2 separate regions of the Homo sapiens genome follow, and region 1 is linked to region 2. Evidence: chromatin loops called from intact Hi-C (ENCODE). Cell type or tissue: PC-3. All regions are shown on one strand. Each heading gives the region's core, and the rest is flanking DNA. Links, peaks and the distances in the headings are about the cores only. Region 1 overlaps ZNF407 (zinc finger protein 407). Region 2 overlaps ZNF407 (zinc finger protein 407).

What was found. Hi-C counts contacts between places; a loop is a spot of excess contacts. Peaks named below come from ENCODE experiments on the same cell type or tissue, not always from the same donor. Only the 100,000 strongest peaks of a DNase experiment are listed, where the experiment ranks them.
Region 1: a loop joins it to region 2, with 6 times the contacts of the local background. A loop is called at or near these places in 3 of 110 quality-filtered maps.

The regions. Positions count from the first base shown.
Region 1 is chr18:74,741,848-74,751,798 of GRCh38, forward strand. All of the region lies in intron 3 of ZNF407 (zinc finger protein 407), which reads left to right. Among named protein-coding and RNA genes, the nearest start is that of ZNF407, 150 kb to the left of the region's middle. In PC-3, for the core only: no CTCF peak of the experiment used is centred there; a DNase peak (open chromatin) is centred at 4,324; H3K4me3 peaks cover 829 bases; H3K27ac peaks cover 2,327 bases.
Region 2 is chr18:74,802,757-74,812,707 of GRCh38, forward strand. All of the region lies in intron 4 of ZNF407 (zinc finger protein 407), which reads left to right. Among named protein-coding and RNA genes, the nearest start is that of ZNF407, 210 kb to the left of the region's middle. RefSeq lists enhancers at 3,189-4,388, 4,373-4,422. In PC-3, for the core only: no CTCF peak of the experiment used is centred there; a DNase peak (open chromatin) is centred at 4,155; H3K4me3 peaks cover 905 bases; H3K27ac peaks cover 2,176 bases.

The sequences.
Region 1 (9,951 bases), core at 1,279-9,278, 60 kb before region 2:
TGTCATGCTCTATGAAAAAGCTGCCCAGTTGGATTTTACAATTATTTGCTACTATAGGATTAAAAATGAAAACCTAGAATGAGTTAAAGTTTACAAAGGAAAACCAGTGTGGTTCTTGCCTAGAATTTTACACCAAGTGGGAAAGATGAAATAACAATTAGCAGAAAGCTTGAAGTGCTTTTGAATACTGAATTATATTATGGAACACTTCTTCATGTATTAATATCTTTAGAATTTAGCCAAGTATGGTAATCAAAGCATTGCTTTTCATTCTTTACCCTCCTACTCTCTATAGTTTTGGCAGAGAAGGAAGATGGAAGACTTGAAATAGGTAAAGAGAAGTGAAAATATTCTCACAGAACATGCTTTTAATGAAGGAACTATTACATAAGGGAGTCTTGTCTTTCCCTCTTCCTGTAACATTTAAGAGGACATACTTTCTTAAATGTATAAAGAGAATACCGCTTAGAAATTAACAATCTGGAAGAACTATGAAATACTTGTTCTTCTTAAATGTCCAGTGAAGAGTAATTTAATGAGAGATGAGGCCAGTAACTTAATGAGGTTAAGACACATGACGTTGCTGACTTCAGTTGCTTTTTTTCTGTAAGAACTGCAGTTTTATTTGGTTCAAACTAATATTTTTCAGAGATAGTTTGAATCATGCTTTGTTCTTTTTTGAATATTTGTTGATTGAGTACTCAACTCTACCCTTTAAAGTTTTTTATGTAAAGTCATGATTGGATAATGAAAATTATCTTTTTTAGATTACATCATTTTAGGAAGAGTGATAGAGTATTTTTTAGAAATTTGTTTGTTCGTTTTGCTTACTTGTAGAATGTAGCTGCAGTAGCTCAAAGTATCCATTTGCTCACATTTTTCTCCTGTGTACTCCAAGAGCAGTGATGCATCATTCCTGTCATCCAGGCCTCTTGTCTGCTTAGTCCCTGTTTCTAGCTCATAAATTCTGTGGTCTGGCTAAAAAACAATGTGGTTACCTTGTGCATAGGAGGTCTTGAATGTATATTCAGTTAATGGCTGAACTGGTATAATTATGGGTCTTAAGGCCAATTAGGATACTTTTTTTAATAGTCCAGCAATAGATAGGGAAACCCTTAGGTAATGAACCAGCAAAGGCGGTGGATGGATGGAAGATGATAGATTCAGGGGTGTGAGGAGGCAGAACTTGACGGCTGAATAATGCAAGCGTTGATGGAATTGGAGGAGTGAAGATTTGCTTTACATTTGTAGTGTGGCTGACTAGCCAGTGGCTGACTAGTGTTCTGTTAACCAAAATAGAGAACGCTGGAGAAGAAGCAAGTTACAGGGGTTAGGGATTACAATGTGGGAGGGAAGGTGACACATTTGGTTTAGTTGTGTTGAATTTTAAATGACCACAAGATACTCAAAATATATATTTTAACAAGGCAATAGCACCAATTTTCTCTTCTCTTTGATACTGAACTCGGAAGGGGATTGATGTGGTTGGTCAGGATTTATCTTGTCTTGTCAGATCTGTGTGTGTGTGTGTGTATTTTCATGTACACAAGATGTCTCGATTCTTGCTTAATGGTTTGGTTCTTTAGTTGTAAGATAATATGATGGTAATGTCTAACTTTCATATTTATAAAATAGGAGATTCTGAGAGTTTTAAAATTACTAAATCAGATAAGGACCACTGTAAAGTTGTATTTGAAATATATAATATTCCTTTTTTAGGACAGGTAGTGATAAAATCCTAATGAGTTGTCATGTTTTAAGATCTGTGAAGTTCCCTAATTGGTATTCATACAGGTATTTTTAATGGAAATAACTTCTTGCAATCTAAAATGTTGTGAAAGAAACTTTACTATATTCCTTCTGCCATTATCTCTAGAACATTTTCTTTTCTTAGATATGTTGTGTCTGTTGCTTCTAAAAGAATAGGTATATTGTGATTTATTAAAGGCTTCCTGCTTATAAGACATACTTTTTAAAATATTTGAACATTTTTGAAATTGTGATGTGTTTTAGAGTTAATTGGTACATTAATTTGTTTTTTCTTTTAAAACTTTTAGAAAAGCTTTTATTAAATCAATTAACTGCCTCAAAATGGATGGTCTCTTAGAATAACATAAATACTGTATGTTAAATTATTATAATGTACTACATAAGACATTCATTGTTCTCATGGGACCTTTTGATTAGTTGATTCCAATTTTGGCTCTCAAGTTATTTCTTATATAGGAATTTAGTGTTTGAACTTCGGCCTCAAACACTGATTTTTGTGACCTGCAGGCAATACATTGAGAATTTATTAATGAACTTATTATTCCTCCAGAAATTTTCTCTTTATGTGTCATCTACTTCGCTGTTATGTTCTGAATTCTTTGACAAGTGGGGCACCTCCCCAAGATTTGGATACCTTCTTCATGTCCCTGTTTCCAGTGCTCTGTCATGAAGGGACGTCCTCTGATGCCAGGGAGTGGATTGATGGCTTATGACCTTTGACCTGACTCATGGCCTAGTCAACTTTTCTTTGTGCTAGCCTGGGTTTGCTTTGTGCTTGGATGGTTATCCACTTCTGTAGTCAATAGCTAATTTGGATAGTTTTTCATTTTTATTTTTAAAGCAACATTAGAGTGTTGGCAGAGATATCAATAGTTTTATATTTTAAAACTATTATAGTTTAATTTTTAAATAAAGGAAACACATTTTTGTTGGTTTTAGACTTAGGAGTGATTTTAGTAGGGGAGAAAACAAGTTTGTGGACAGGACCAAAATACTTGGAAGTTGATGGATTTAGCACATAGATTTTTGCTGCAAAAGAAACAAAGCATTGGGGGATTGTTTTCAACAGTCACAAAAAATTGGAAACAACTCAAATGTTCATTGACTGCCACAATGTGATACCATTTTTGAAAAGCTCAAAAACAAACCACACTAGGCAATGTATTAGTGTGTAATACATTACTAATGTACTAAGCAGTGTATTAGTGTGAAATGCTGAATAATATCATTATTTCCTACTTGATTTTATAGCTTTACCATGGATGGACTGGTAGTTTTAATTTTTAAATAAGGGAAACTCCTTGATTTTATAGCTTTACCATATATAGCTTTACCATGTCCATCCATGGTAAATCTGTAAAATCGAGTAGGGAATAATGATATTACTCAGCATTTCTTAGAGAATAGGCAATGAGATGAGAGAAGGAAGGGACACAACACGTATCGTAGTGCATTCAGACTCACCTGAAAGTCACATCTGTTCTCAGTTGGGTGGGAAATACCATGTAATGAAAACATTCTTAAGATCAGTTTTAAAAAGGCAACTTAATAATTGGTTATCTTGTGGAGAATCATAAATGTACACCTAGGATATGAATTAAAAAGTTCCTAGGATTGTATGGATATTTATGTATTTCTTGGTATTTAAAAGTTATTTAGGAAGAGTTATTTAAAAAAGTTTTATGGAAAGTAAGTCATTAGATGGAAGTTGTCTAACTTGGACAAAAAGGGCTAAATATTGCTAATTTCTTCAGAGGCAAAAAAAAAAATATTCTCAATCTCACCTGACAAATGTGAAGATCAGATGTGAAGGATTTGGAAAATACTGTAAATTTAGATGCTGTTAAAGCATAAAGTTTATTTTCCTCATCCTTTCTATTCTTGCCTTCTTTATAAAATGTAATCATTTGGTATTGTGGTTCCACAGAGTTTCAGCTTTGCTTGAAACTATCTTCTTGCCTTTGCCTATGTGTTTGATTTTAGTAATTGAACTTACGTATTTGTTTTATGTTAGTTGCTTTAACATACTTTCTCCATCAATTTTGGGAAAACAGAACAAAATGCTGCAGGTGGTGAGGATATATGAGGAATATCAATATGTATAAGTACGCATTTAGAGTAGCTGAGAGTCTAGTTTTGCCTCATTTAGGAAACCGGTCTTATGGTTATTCATCAGTCTGGATGTCTGTTGTAGCGTCTAACTCCAGCTCTGCCAAGGATCCTGCCTCATACGAGGAGTCTGTATTCATTTGCTCACTCTGTCTGTGTATAGCAGCCTGGGATTTCTTGCATATCTCTTCTTTATTAGTTGGTTTATCACTCCAACTTAAATACAGTCATGTGCTGATAAATGATGGGGATATGTTCTGAGAAATGAGTTAGGCGATTTTGTTACTGTGCAAACATCATGGAGTGTATTTACATGAACTAGATGATAGAGCCTACCACACACCTAGGCTAGATGGTATGGCCTATTGCTCCTAGGCTGCAAACCTGTCCAGCATGCGACTGTACTGAGTGCTGTGCGAGTGTACCTAAACATAGAATGGTACAGTAAGAGTACAGTACGAAAGATAAAAAGGGGTGCAGTTGTATCTGTGCAGGGCACTGAATTGTGAATGGAGCTTGCAGGACCGGGAGTGGCTCTGGATGAGTGAGTGGTGAGTAATCGTGGAGGCCTAGGACATTACTGTACACTACTGTAGATTTTATCAACACTGTTCACTTAGGCTACACTAAATTCAATTTAAAATTTTTTCTTTTTTAATAAACTGTATCTTACTGCAAGTTTTTCACTTTATGAACTATTTTTTAAAGTTTTTGACTCCTTTTTGATAACATTTTGCTTAAAACACAAATATTCCATAGCTGTTCAAATGTATTTTCTTATATCCATATAAGAATGAGAATATTCTTATTTTTTCTATCCTAAATTATTTTATTGTTTTACTTTTAAAACTTTTTTGTTAAAAACTGTGACACAAACACATTAGCTTAGGCCTACACAGGGTAAGGATGATCAGTATCCCCATCTTCCATCTCTGTATCTTGTCTCAGTGGAAGGTCTTCAGGTGCGATAACAGTTGTGGAACTGTCATCTGCTATGATAACAATTCCTTCTTCTGGAAGGCTTTCTGAAGGACCTGCCTGAAGCTGTTTTACACTTAACTTAAAAAAAAAAACGATAAGTAAAAGGAGTACACTCTAAAGTAATGACAAAAAGTATTATATAGTAAATTTATAAGCCGGTAACATAGTTGTTTACTATCATTATCAGTTACATACTGTTAATAATTAGTTATGATATACCTTTATATGTTTGACAGCAAAGCTTTATTTATAGCAGCATCACCACAAACGAATAATGCACTGCACTGAGATGTTTGGATGGCTATGAGGTCATTAGTCAACAGGAATTTTTCAACTTCATTATAATCTTACGGGACCATTGTCATATATGTGGTTAATCACTGATTAAAACATTACATGGTATGTGACCATATGTAATATTTTTCTTGCTCACATTCGTTTCTAGTTTTTTTTTCATTTAATTATGTAACTATTTCCTCACTTTCTCTTTTTATTTCTTGTTGCAAAGGAACATATCATTAACAATTAAGTATTTACCTGCTTAAACAGAAAACAGAACCGTGATTTCAATAAAAATACCTTGCATCCAGTCATTTCCGGAAGGGAATTACATGGTATTCATAATGCGTAATACATTTATTATGATTTGTAGAATATATGCTGAGAAAAGGAGAATGTGTGAATTGTGAAAAATTATTTCCTCATAATGACTTGACTTGGTTGATTTATGGTTAAATGTCATTTAGTACAACCATTGAGAGGCTTTCCTGGATTTTTTTTTTTTAAGACAAGATTTCACAAACTTTAAGTTTGGCATGTTATTAAATAACTGAAGAAAAATCTAAGCTCAGCAGAATTTCAAACCACTGATTCTGTGTTACATACATGGATTGTGTGTATGTGTGTGTGTATGTCATCTTTGAATATTACCATCATTGCTATTATTTGCCAATACTGTCTAGGGTTCAGAACAAGTGCTGTTTTTGGTACCATTTTGCTGACGTTCAGCACAAGTTTAGCTGCATTAGTAAAGCTCATATTATCCTATCTCTTAGTTAAAATGTCAATATTTTGAAGAATTTTCATTATGAATATAATTTTCTGAGTGAAACCATGCAATGTATAACACATATACTTTGAGGAGAAAGTAACAAGATAAATCACTTCATACATTTATATACACGTATGTTTTTGGGTAGAATTTTAAAATGAATCTAAGTGAAGTTTAATGGTTTGTAACATTGAAGAATTTGTCAAGAATTATCAACTACAGTTCTACATAGGAAATAGTTAAATGTTCTAGTTTTTAGGATTATAAAAGCTGTCAGGCATTAGAAAATTAAAATGTTGCTTGGTGATTTTTAGAATATTTAAAAAATGTGCTTAGTATGTTTGTAAATATGGGGATATGTTCAACTATTTTAATGCTATAAAGTTTCTTTTCCCAGGTTAAGCTCTTGTGATTAGGCATGACTCAGGGCTTGCAAATAATAAAAATTATGATCAATAATTTTCACACAGCAAGTTTTCAGAGATGATAAAGTTTTTCAGTGTTGCTGACATTTAAAAATTCTTTCTTTTTTTTTTTTTTGTCCTCTGCAATAAGTAGTCAAATTCTTGAGGACTCCTAATATATATCTGGACAACACTGATCAGAAAAAGCTTGGGTTTTACTATTGAGAACATGATTATTCAAATAGCCTTTCTACCACCAAAATTACACATTACAGGTTTAATTTAAAATTAGCTGACATATCATTGCTGCACATTTTTATTTGAAAACATTAAAAGACAACTTACAAAGTTTTAATTTAAAATTGTTTATTAATACAAATAAGATTTTGTTTCTGCTTCAGTTTTATCCCTTTTGACTTTAAAAGCCAAAGGGAAAAATTTCTTCCAATCACTTTCAATCTATAGAAAATGAAAAGAATTTTAATTTTATGGCCATAATCATAAACAGTACATTAGGTTTTGTATAATAACATGTACCATTAAAAGACTTCATTATGGCAGTATCCTATGATCTTCACATCAAAATGAGGAGGAAAGAACATTATTAAGTATGGGAATTTCATGGCAGTTTTACCTGTTGTGGACCCTGTTATGTCAAAAATATAGTGCAGTGACTTCTGAACTAGCTGACAGACACGAAAGCCGTTGTGTCACTGTGTGTTATCACCTCCTGTAACTGAAAGTGCTCCCAGAAGCCAGTTTGTGTTGTGGAGTTCTAGATGAGGTCTTCATGGGTGCTGACCATAAAAAGTTCATCAAAGTAATGAGGCGAAGAGAGCGCTTGGTGCTCATGGGCAGAGCTCAGCACCAAGGAGTGTGAACTGGCTCCAGCTGTGACAATAAAACAGCAGGTGGCTGCTGTCATTAGGGGTGGCAGATGAGGCAGGGGACTAACATTCAGCCCACAAAACTCTCATTTGTTAGCCATTGCCACTGTACCATGCAAAATAGCTTCCATCTCAGTCAATTTTCCTTTGCAGAATATTATACACAGCCATAGGAATATGAGAGCATCGCGTGTACAGGTCTCCTCTCTGCTGTCCTCCCCTCTCCTCTCATCGTGGCTCCTCTGCTCTGCCCTTTCCTTACCTTATATTTTCTTCACATCCCCCAGCCTTCTTGCTGGAAAACACTACTTCATCAACGATGTTGGGTATGGCCTGTATCAATTCCAGTAAGGTATTGGAATTTTAGAAATTAATGGTGCCCATTTTGCCCTCATGCTGCAATTATTACTTAGACTTAGATGTTGTTTTAACTATGTAGATGATCATAAAACCTAACTGAGATACCGTTTTTTAAGAATCCATACTGTCTTTGTTATCTGTTGTGAAGAATTTAAAACTGCAGTGAAAGAAAAAGAGGAATGCAGCAGAGATGTCAGAAAAAAATTCCTGTATTTATTGTTTGAGATGCCTTACCACAAATTTCAGAATTTATTGGCTCCCGAATCATTCTAGTTTGGAAGTAAAGGATAGTTTTTAAAAATAATATATGTGTCTGTGAACATTTTAGTATACTGTTATTTTTGAAAGTACAACAGTAGGTCAAGTCTTAACATCTTATTTGGGGAATAAAACTCCAAATAATAGAAAGCTTTGTATTCCATTTAATACAGGAGGCAAAGGAAATTAAAGAAGTATGATAAGTTATTGGAGATGTATCTTATTGGAAACTATAAAAATTAGAAGAGTGTGAAATTGTCATTCTTTTTTGGAACTTTTCTAAGGCAGAAGAGAGGCCTAAATTCACTGGACAAAGTATGAGGTTGGTGCAAGGGTCACAGTTTTGTCCATGAAAGTCCTTTCCAGCCTCATTTTCACCCAAATCCGTGCTATAGCCTTGGCACATATGTAAGCTTCTCAGACTGGTTTACATTTTCTCACACTTTTCTTCTCTTCCAGGAATATCATCCTTCTCATGGAAATCCTAGTTATCTGTACATTTTACTTCTTCTTTGAGAGTATCCTGAATTCTTTTAGGCATTACTATATCTTACCTACATTATCATCTTGTGGTATTTTTTGCCTACCAACATAAGATGCAAAATTGTTTAACAGTTAATTGCTTTTGTCGCTCATTTTACTGATATGTGAACTTTAAAATAAAACCTAAATGAGTGGTGCAGTATGTTCTTTTTCAGCTGAGGGAAAGTCATTTACTTTTTAACTTGATTCATATGTAAATCATCAGCTTTTCTTTTCTATAGATTTATTCTGGACAGTTCATATGAATGTGATTATACAATATGTGGCCTTTTGTGTCCAAATTTATTCAACTGGCATGTTTTCATGATTCATTCATGTCATAGCATGCATCAGTGCTTCCTTCTTGTGGCCAACTAATACTGCATTGTGTGGACCCAGCACCGTTTGGTATTCACCCGTTCATCATTTCATGGTCATCAGGATGATTTTCACTTTTTAGATATTATGACTAACGGTGCTGTGAACGTTTCTGCACAGATTTTTGAGTGGACATAAATTTTCAGTTTTCTCGGGTATATAGGAGTAGAATTGCTGGATCTTGTGCTAACTATATGTTTAACTTTGTGAGAAGCCATCAAATGTTTCTTGCTAGCAGTGTATGAATTTTTGAATTTCTCTGTATCCTCAACAAGACTTGTTGTTTGTCTTTTTGATTATAGCTCACCTGATGTGTTTGAAGTGATATATCATTGACGTTTTGATTTCAATTTTCCTGAAGAGTAATGCTCTTGAGCAACTTTTTATGTGCTTTATATTGCCTATTTTATATATTTTATGGGGAAATATCTATTCAGATCCCTTGCCCGTTTTTACTTTGTATTGTCTTTTTATTGAGTTTTCTGAAATTTTTATTCTGGATATTGTCTTTTTAATTTATTGATTGTGTCCTTTGAAGCACAAACTTCTTTAATTTTCATGAATTTCAATTTACTCTTTTGTCATTTGTGCTTTGGTGTTATATCTAAAACCATTGCCTAATTTAAGATCCCAAAGATGTATTCCTCTAAGATTTTATAGCTTTTTACCCCTTACATTGGGATTTTTGAATCACTTTGAATTACTTTTTGGATATATCATTAGGAAGGAGTTCATTTTATTCTTTTCTAATGTGGCTACGCACGTCTCAATACCATTTGTTGAAAAGTCTATTCTTTTTTTTAAAATTTATTTATTTTATTATACTTTAAGTTCTAGGGTACATGTGCACAATGTGCAGGTTTGTTACATATGTATACATGTGCCATGTTGGTGTGCTGCACCCATTAACTCGTCATTTACATTAGGTATATCTTCTAATGCTATCCCTCTCCCCTCCCCCCACCACACGACAGGCCCCCATGTGTGATGTTCCCCACCCTGTGTCCAAGTGTTCTCATTGTTCAATTCCCACCTATGAGTGAGAACATGCAGTGTTTGGTTTTCTGTCCTTGCAATAGTTTGCTCAAAATGATGGTTTCCAGCTTCATCCATGTCCCTACAAAGGACATGAACTCATCCTTTTTATGGCCGCGTAGTATTCCATGGTATGTATGTGCCACATTTTCTTAATCCAGTCTATCATTGATGGACATCTGGGTTAGTACCAAGT
Region 2 (9,951 bases), core at 780-8,779:
GTTTTAATGCATATGCATGTTTTATAGAGCTTTTGATGTTCCAGGGAAACTGTAATAATTAAGTTTGCAATACATTGTCAAGTTAAGATTAATGATAAATATGGTAGTCTGTTCTGACATTAAGCCAGCAATCAACCAACCAATAGTAGGAATGTGTTTTTTTGTTGTTGTTTTTTTCTTTTTTTTTAACTTTGCCAGTGTGTAGGAATTTCAGGGTATCTCAGGCCATATAGAATTCAAAAGTTATAAATTTGGAGTGGTTATAATGTTACCTTTCTTTTTTTAAATAATTATATTGAGACTCATTCTGACTGTTCCAGGGTGGTAGCTAATGAGAGCTAAGTCCAGCGTTACCACCCCCTTAGCCAGTTTTGTTACCTGTCAGAGTCAAAAGAAAGCCCTGTAACAGCCTTGTATTTCAGTGCTTCACTCAATCCTGAGCTAACTGGAGTGAGGGGAAGACCTGTTTGCTCCCGTGCTCTTGGGGAGATGGATTTGGGGCTGACATCAGCACTGTGGTGGTTGTGGGTTTGTTCTTCCTGGCACTTCGTCCCTAATGGGGATACCCCGTTGGTCCAGCCCTCTGGTTCATTGCAGTGCTAGTGCTGGTGCTGGTCCTGTCATCGATAGGGAGACCCTGGAAACTTCCTGTTTTCTGAGAAGAAGGACCTGGTTATCAATGGGCATCTAGAATGTGTCTGTGGGATTTTTCTCTATAAAGTACTGAAAGTGACAAAATTCATTTTGCATTGTTGAGAATGCATAGTGTTTATTTTTAGGAGAGGAATATTTTCTTCCTATATTTTAGCAATTTTAAGTTGATTTTCTGCAATGCATTATGTTATTTCTCTGATATCTTACTAAATTTTATTAAAGAATTCGAAAAGGCAGATTTTAAAGAATGGGTCAGTCTTACCAGAAAACATACAAGCTTATTCTGATTGCGCATGAAAGAGAAAGTTTAGTATTTCTAGTTTGGTCACATTTATATGTTTTACAAACCAGGGAAGCTGTGTTGTGTTACCTTGGGTCTGTGTGTCAGCTGTGAATGACAGAGATAATGTGGTTTTTATCAATATTAATACTTTCTGGAGCATGGTTTCAAAAAGGTCAGGAATGACGGAGCGAAAAATGTTCACGAGAATGCTTTACAACGTGCCTTGAAAACATGAAGCAATTTAACAAACTTGATTGTCCTTGGCTTCAGAGTAAAGGTTGCATATCGAAAGATCGGGACGTTGCCAGGAATACAGAACAACAGGAACGCGTCGAGTGCCTCTGAAGCCCAAAGTCTTTGTGAGCACTTTTCATAACTGATGGGACCTGCAGTGGGAGGATTGGCTGAGGACTTATTTTGGTTGAAGTTAGACATATTTCATTGTCTTTTTTTTTTTCCTTTTATCTGTGTACTTCTTTGCATACTTGAATTCATTTGTGTGATGTAAATCATCACACAAATGTAGGCTAGTCTAGTGATTTTCTGGAAGGAACTGTTATTTTAAAAATTGAGTACTCAGTTTTATAAAATTGTCATCATCAATGAGTTAAAAAAAAAAAAACCCTTAATGATTCAGGGTTTATTTAAAGCTGACTGTCCAATCAAAGTTTTTGTAAGCATGCCATGTGACAAATGCCTGGCATATTCAGTAAGGAACATATTAATTATTCTAATTAACACATGACTTCAGAGAAGTCTTTCGTTAATCAGCACATGGATCTTGGTTATTTGTACCCTTTTGGGAAAATTTCACACTCAGATGCAAAAATACCAGGCTAAATACATTGCTTTGTTTGTATGTGGAGAGGATATTCATCACAATGGTACTATACATCTAAGAAAACAGAAAGTAATTAAAATGCTGATTACTATAGCCAGTCTCTAAAACGTCTGATTATTTGTATTTCATATGTGCTCACATTTCTGAGAAGTTAGCTTTTGTACCACAACCTACCATGATTATCTGATATTCTCCGGAAGGTTAGCCGAGTTGTTTCCTATATTACTTAGGAAAAAATTTCTTTTCACAATTGAAAATGTCAGCATCAATTTAAAGTAACACTAAGCATGTGCTTGCTTTCTGAATATTATCCTCCTCCACCTCCTTCCAACCACCCTGCCGAGGATCTGGCTGTGACAGTTTGATTAGATCATCAATCCTCACTGTTAACAGCACTTTTCCTGAACACCTGGGCTGCCAGGTCACATCTGAATTCAGCTACCGTTGTTTCAGTGACCCGACGTGCATTCACCATAGCAATTGACATTATGTGCACAAATTAAAAGTTACCTTATAACAACAGTTTACTTTAAAAAATGACCTCTTTTTTCCCCCCATGTTGAAGTTCTGCTGTGTTATAGGAGGTGCATTTTTGTATGATGAAAGACTATTTTAGAACATAGTCACACACCTTGATGAAGGTGTTTCCTTTTTCTTTTTACTTGGGCTTTCATTTCAGAACTTCTATAATGAAAATAATCGTCTTTCATCTTACTCTTCTGCTATTTAAAAATCTTTGATTGCATTTTTAAGATTTGATTACATTTTGGATTTAAGCCTAAGTAAATAATTGAATTTCTCATATATTGCGGAAAATCTTTCTGCTTTCTGCTCCTAAATTCTCCAGTTGAACTGTCACAATAGTCTGATTTACACTTTTCTATTTATAGTTGTAGTGATAAAGATAAATACCTACTTACATTTTCAATGCAAATTGTCTAGTAGCAGACTGCAACATAAGCATACTGTTAAATCTAGCATTATCTGATTTTTTGATTCCATAATTATCTTTTGTTTTCCCCACAACTTTTTATTTTTATAATGGGAAGAGTAAAAATATAAGAATGTTATCAATACATTTATGATACTTTGGAGTAGAGACCTGACTTCTGTTAAACTGAACCAAAGTTTTCCTGTTGCTGTTTGATCATTGTTAGGTGGGAATGAACACCATCTGTTAAAGGGTCTCCACCTGGTATAGGTAGAGACAAGAGTCAGTATAAATTATATCTGCAATTTTAACTGGAACTGATTATAATGTTTTGAAGTCATTCATTGTTCATTGTTTTAAGACAGATTTGAGCATTGTGCAAGCAAATGAAGATGTTACGTTGTGTGAGAAAATTGAGATACTCCTACTTGACTTCTCGACTCGTCCTCTTTCATTCTTTGTTTAATGGAAGAGCTTATGGATGTATATTCTACAGACTTTACTATTTCCAATACATTTTTTTCCTAGTGATGTAACTCTTTTTGTTAAAAATTTTCTTGAGTTTTTAAATGATTTATCCTTATACACTAGAACTTGGGAAAATATCTTAAAATAATACTAAACGAGTAAGATTATACTTTGTAGAACTCCAAGCCATCACGTGTGCACTTAGGTTTCCTGCCAAATCTGGAGCAGTGGCTGGATGGCGCAGGGCCTGCTGTGACTGCAGGCCCACACCTTGGCTAGGCCGCGCCCCTTACTTAGGATTACTTAGGTTTTCCTTAGTATGGCTAATGTTGATTGTCTTTATCTTATCTCAGAAAGTCTGTGGCAGTTGTAAACTCTCAAGCTTTTGACAGTGGCACAGTGTGATATGTTGGGAAGTTGATTCACCTGTCAACCTGGTTGTAATTCACCAATCTCTGCTTTAGCCTATGCCAATGGGGGGTTGTAGGAGGAAGGCGAGAGCCAGGGGTGGAGGACCTGAGTTCCAGTTGGTCCCTAAGTAGCTTTATTTCCATGGACATAGCTTTTTGACTCTCAGAGCCTTAGTTTCATTTTCTGGAAAGCAGATATGATAAGATGTGGACTGTTGTGAGGATCAAACAAGATGATAAATGAAAATACTGTAAGGGAAATAAAATGACAACATGTCATAGTGGATAAAGCTCTAGCAGAGGATGATTAAGATCCAGTACCTGAGTTTAAATCCTGTCACCTCCATTTTATTAACTGATGCAATTTGTCCGAGTTACTTAACCTCTGAAACTCCGTTTATTCAACTAAAAATATAAGGAATAATACTCCCTTTAGAAAATTCTCATAAGGAGTAAATAGAGTGAGACTGAGTAAGTGTCCCAGCAGAGTGCTTGACATGTAGAAGCTATTCTAGGACTATGAGTCACCTTTACCTCACACCTATGATTAATTTAGCAAAAATTTTCTCAGGCATGGCATGGTTTTAGGTTCTAAGAATGGAGTGGTGAGCAAAATAAACACTTCTTACCCATAGAGCTTACATTGTTATGGCAGAACTGGAAAGTAAGTGAAGAAGCACATAAATAATTTCAGAAAGCAGTAGATGCCATGGAGATAATAACGGGAAGCAACAGGTGATTGTAGATAGATTGTTTACAGTAGGCACCTCTGAAGCCTTTTTAAGGCTTTTCGGGCAAATTAGCCTGCATTATTTGCAAGAAGTAATGCAAAGAGAGTCCCTGTATTCTGAGGCTGAGTAGGAACGTGAATGATGAGAAAGGCAGCATTAAAGAGTATTCTAGGTGGAGGGAACAGAAAGTACAGTGAAACTGAATTAGGAACTGAAAGTGTTGGGCTGCATGTGCTGAAGGAGGGTCCTGTGGCTGTAACACACATACAGGCCAGCTTGTAAAGAGACATGAGCAGGGTCCCGAGAGTCATGGAGGTAGTCTTCGTTGTGCATGGATATTCATGGGAAGGTTTTCACAGGGCAAGCAAGACTTTGAACAGTCACACTAGTTATGCTATAGTATGGTGCTCAAGTTCCCCTATGATAGTATTTCAAACTTCTGTATCCCCTGCCCCAGTTGTTGGCAACTGAGTATTTTCATCCTAAGTACAGAAGTTGGACAGGATATAATTTCAAGTGTAGAATAAAAATTGACATAGTAAAGTAATATTTGTACCACTTTAAAATGTATCCAATAGAATGTTAACACCATGATGATTTGATTCCCACCGTCCATTCATTTAAAAGTACATGAATAAGTTCTTTAACTGTCAGAAAATTTGTTTTTCTTCTTGAACTCACATCCCTTATTTCCCCCACAGATTTTATTGTATTTGTATGTGGACATATTTTAATGATCATCTTATCATTTCTGGGTATCAGTACATACTCACGGACACATACATTGATGTAAGGTTTTTTTAATTGTTTTATTTTTAAAAAATAAAAGATGAGGTCTTACTATGTTTAGCCTAGGCTGGTCTTGATCTCCTGGGCTCAAGCGATCCCCCACCTCAGCTTCTCAAAGAGCTGGGATTACAGGAGTATGCCACAGCACCTCACATTTTTTTTTTTTTGAGACAGAGTTTCACTCTTGTTGCTCAGGCTGGAGTTCGATGGCGCGATCTCGGCACACCGCAACTTCCGCCTCCGAGGTTCAGATGATTCTCCTACCTCAGTCTCCCGAGTAGCTGGGATTACATACATGTGCCACCACGCTTGGCTAATTTTGTATTTTTAGTAGAGACAGGGGTTTCTCCATGTTGATCAGGCTGGTCTCGAACTCCTGACCTCAGGTGATCCACCGGCCTTGGCCTCCCAAAGTGCTGGGATTATAGGTGTGAGCCACCACGCCCGGCCAGCACTTAGCATTTTTTATATTTTAGTATCTTTGCTCATAAAGCTCTAAGTGTTAAAAATGTGTAGAAAGGATTATTGTAATTACTATTAAAACGATTGAAACAACAAAGTCTATAAAGAGTTTGATAATTATTAAGCATAAAATGTATAATGGTATTGGAATTGAATGACTTACTGAGACTTTAAAATTTTTAAATTTCAATTTTTGTGTCTATGGATGAAATTTATTGCTAGAATAAGGGAAAGTCTAATGGAAAATAATGGTAAATGTAAATGTTACTGAGATACTATAATTGTGGGGCTTACAAATAGAGTTCTAATGATTATTAGCTATATTGCTTAAACAGTACATATGCTCACCTATTGTATATGTTGTTATGATAGGATCAATTACATTTTTTTTAAAGTTAATCTAATTCTAATGAGTACATGGTAAGAATGAATAAATAGAGAAGTGCTTGTGCTTGTTGAGTGTCATCACTTTGATAGACATGGGCATTTAGTCAAAGGATAGTACCCAATAAAAAAGCTAATGGTAATGTTCCTCTTTGAAGAAAATAAAAATATTAAATTATATCAGAGACATGTTTCTTTTACTGATGTAATATTGGTCTGTGGGGAATAAATGTAGAATTTTTCACCTCCTCCTCCTCCAAATCATAAACAATGTGGAGCTAACACAGACCGAACCGTGGGTAAATAAGAGTGCTCTTTTTCTTACCTCGCATAGTAAAACTGCAGATAGGGTATGATTTATAACAAGTTATTTCCCAGGATTCTTTTACGAAAAAAAACAGCAAAACGTCAGGTAATCCCACTCTTAGATCCGGCATGCATCTTCGCCATGCAATTTTATGCAAAAGTGAAATGAAATTCTGCTCTCTTTAATATTTCTTTCCTCCTCTTCTTTTACACTGCTCTCATTTAGAAGTGATATCTTTGGTTGATAATTGTTCGGGATTCACAAGGCAAAAAATTGTTAAGCAAAAGTTATTGTCACTCTCAGCATCCCATTTGCAGTATACCTGAATTTAGAACATCTGAATTTGGGCCAAGTGCCCTATGCCTAATGTCATGCTTTCTCTTTATAGAAATATGTACAAACTAGGAAAGTGCATAGTGAAATCTCTAGGTTTCAGTTTATGGCTCCTTGATTTTAAGAAGGTTTTTCTTATAATGATGGTTTCTTTGGTGTCCCAGTGGTTTTTTCCACTTTGGAGCAAGGTAGATGATGGGCAAGAAGAATGCCTTTCTTCTGTTAAGTGAGGAAAAGGCAGTTGTGAGTTAAATAGGTGGTTAAGAAGAACTGGCGTATGGTTATACTTCAAGAGCTTTCTTAGGCTTATCGATAATACAAAAGATTATTAATGGAGTCTAGATCAGGAATTGGTAATTTTAAACAGTTCTTGCTTATGTACCCTTTGCACATACATACAAAGTCTCCATGTACCATTAGAGTGTATGGAGGTCTAAGCTGGAAGGTCGTAGCATGGAGAAGGAGTGAAAGGAATTAGTTCAAGTGAGAGATGACTGTAGTTAGCACCACAGTAATGGGAGTGGTCAGATTGGTGATAAATGTTGAAGGCAGAGCTGATGGCACTTGCTGAAGGATGGATTGTATGTGAGATGTAAATGAAAGAGGAATTATGTGGATGTGATGGTGCCTTTAACTGAGATGCAAAAGACTGTGAGAGGAACTCATTTTGAGCAGTCTTTGCTAATCAATAGATAGGTTTGAAGTAGTTTCAGACATTCAAGTGGCGATGCTGAACTGGAAGTTGTATGTGTAATTGTAGAAGTGAAGGTAGAGGCCAGGTGTGAAGGTAGAGCCCTCCACTGGGATCAGAAGCACTGAAACTAGTGGGAAAGGGAGAGAGAGATGAGGACCAACCTTTTGGAGCTCATTTAGTGGTCAAGAAGATGAAGTGGATGCTGCGGTGGACTGGAGAAGGCAAGTTGTTAAGGAAGGCAGTTTGTGTGGATATTTTAAATCTGAGTGCCAAAAGTTTTAGATTTAAGCGTCAAAGGTGATGCACCTTTGCTTTTTTTTTTTTTAAATCAGTAATCTCACCACTTGATGTACTGAATGATCATGTAGGATTCTGCTGTGAAATTCATGTGCATTTTAAAGCTGAGTGGCCTTATACAGTCATATCCTGTTCTTGGTCTTAAACTGTTAGAGAAAAGAATAAATAATGTGATTTGATAAAATACTCTGTTTCCACTCAAGTAATTGGTCAGATCAGGCATGATAACACTTTTATTTATTCCTAGTGGTTTTCATTTTAACTTTTTAAACTTCTGGTATTCTCTGTTCTCTAGTTTTGAGAGTCCTTTTGTTTGTTGCCTCATAGTTAGTTTTTAAATTTCAGAAATATCGCCGCATATCTACAACTATCTGATCTTTGACAAACCTGAGAAAAATAAGCAATGGGGAAAGGATTCCCTATTTAATAAATGGTGCTGGGAAAACTGGCTAGCCATATGTAGAAAGCTGAAACTGGATCCCTTCCTTACACCTTATATAAAAATTAATTCAAGATGGATTAAAGACTTAAACGTTAGACCTAAAACCATAAAAACCCTAGAAGAAAACCTAGGCATTGCCATTCAGGACATAGGCATGGGCAAGGACTTCATGTCTAAAACACCAAAAGCAATGGCCAAAAACAAAACAAAACACCAAAAACAAAAGCCAAAATTGACAAATGGGATCTAATTAAACTAAAGAGCTTCTGTACAGCAAAAGAAACTACCATCAGAGTGAACAGGCAACCTACAAAATGGGAGAAAATTTTCGCAACCTACTCATCTGACAAAGGGCTAATATCCAGAATCTACAATGAACTCTAACAAATTTACAAGAAAAAAACAAACAACCCCATCAAAAAGTGGGCGAAGGACATAAGCAGACACTTCTCAAAAGAAGACATTTATGCAGCCAAAAAACACATGAAAAAATGCTCACCATCACTGGCCATCAGAGAAATGCAAATCAAAACCACAATGAGATACCATCTCACACCAGTTAGAATGGCAATCATTAAAAAGTCAGGAAACAAAGGTGCTGGAGAGGATGTGGAGAAATAGGAACACTTTTACACTGTTGATGGGACTGTAAACTAGTTCAACCATTGTGGAAGTCAGTGTGGCTATTCCTCAGGTATCTAGTACTAGAAATACCATTTGACCCAGCCATCCCATTACTGGGTATATACCCAAAGGACTCTAAATCATGCTTCTATAAAGACACATGCACACGTATGTTTATTGCGGCACTATTCACAATAGCAAAGACTTGGAACCAACCCAAATGTCCAACAATGATAGACTGGATTAAGAAAATGTGGCACATATACACCATGGAATACTATGCAGCCATAAAAAATGATGAGTTCATGTCCTTTGTAGGGACATGGATGAAATTGGAAATCATCATTCTCAGTAAACTATTGCAAGAGCAAAAAACCAAACACCGCATATTCTCACTCATAGGTGGTAACTGAACAATGAGAACACATGGACACAGGAAGGGGAACATCACACTCTGAGGGCTGTTGTGGGGTAAGGGGAAGGGGGAGGGGGGAGGGATAGCATTAGGAGATATACCTAATGCTAAATGACGAGTTAATGGGTGCAGCACACCAGCATGGCACATGTATACATATGTAACTAACCTGCACATTGTGCACATGTACCCTAAAACTTAAGTATAAAAATAAAAAAAAATAAATAAATTTCATTGAACTTAATCTTTGCCTATTACTCTGTTAACTTTGTTTTAGGAAGCCTTTATCCTTTTGCCATTGTCTTTGCATGAAGTAGCATGGCAGACTCTCTGAGAGCTGTTTCAGAAAGCTCTGGATTTGTGTCTTCGCTTTTCCACTTAGGATTTGTGAGATGTCTGGCAGTAGCTTAGAATTTTTGTGTGTGAAAGGAAATAATATTTATTTGAGAAGGTTGTGAAATGTAAATGAGATACACATTTTATAATACATAGCACACAAACTACTTAGCAAATTGCTTACAATGACTTCTTTACTCTGTTTCACATATACTACCTTCAATGTAATCCCCCTCTACACCCAGAGAAAACAGCCAGAATTTGGTTTTCCCATATTATTGTTTATTTTTTTCTAGATAACCTATAATTCCTTTGAAGGTAACATCTCTTTTTTCCACCACTTCTGCTTTTATGATTTTGTCTTTGGTTTTCAACACATTGATTATAATGTGAAGTGAGAGTGAGAGAGAGAAAGTTGTGTGAGCGTGTGTGTGTGTGTTCGTTCTATGAGGTTTGATTAGCTTCTTGAATGTAGGGGTTGTTGTTTTTCTGCAGTTTTGAAACTTCCCCCATTGCCTCTCTCTGTACTACCTCTGCCTCACCCTGTTCT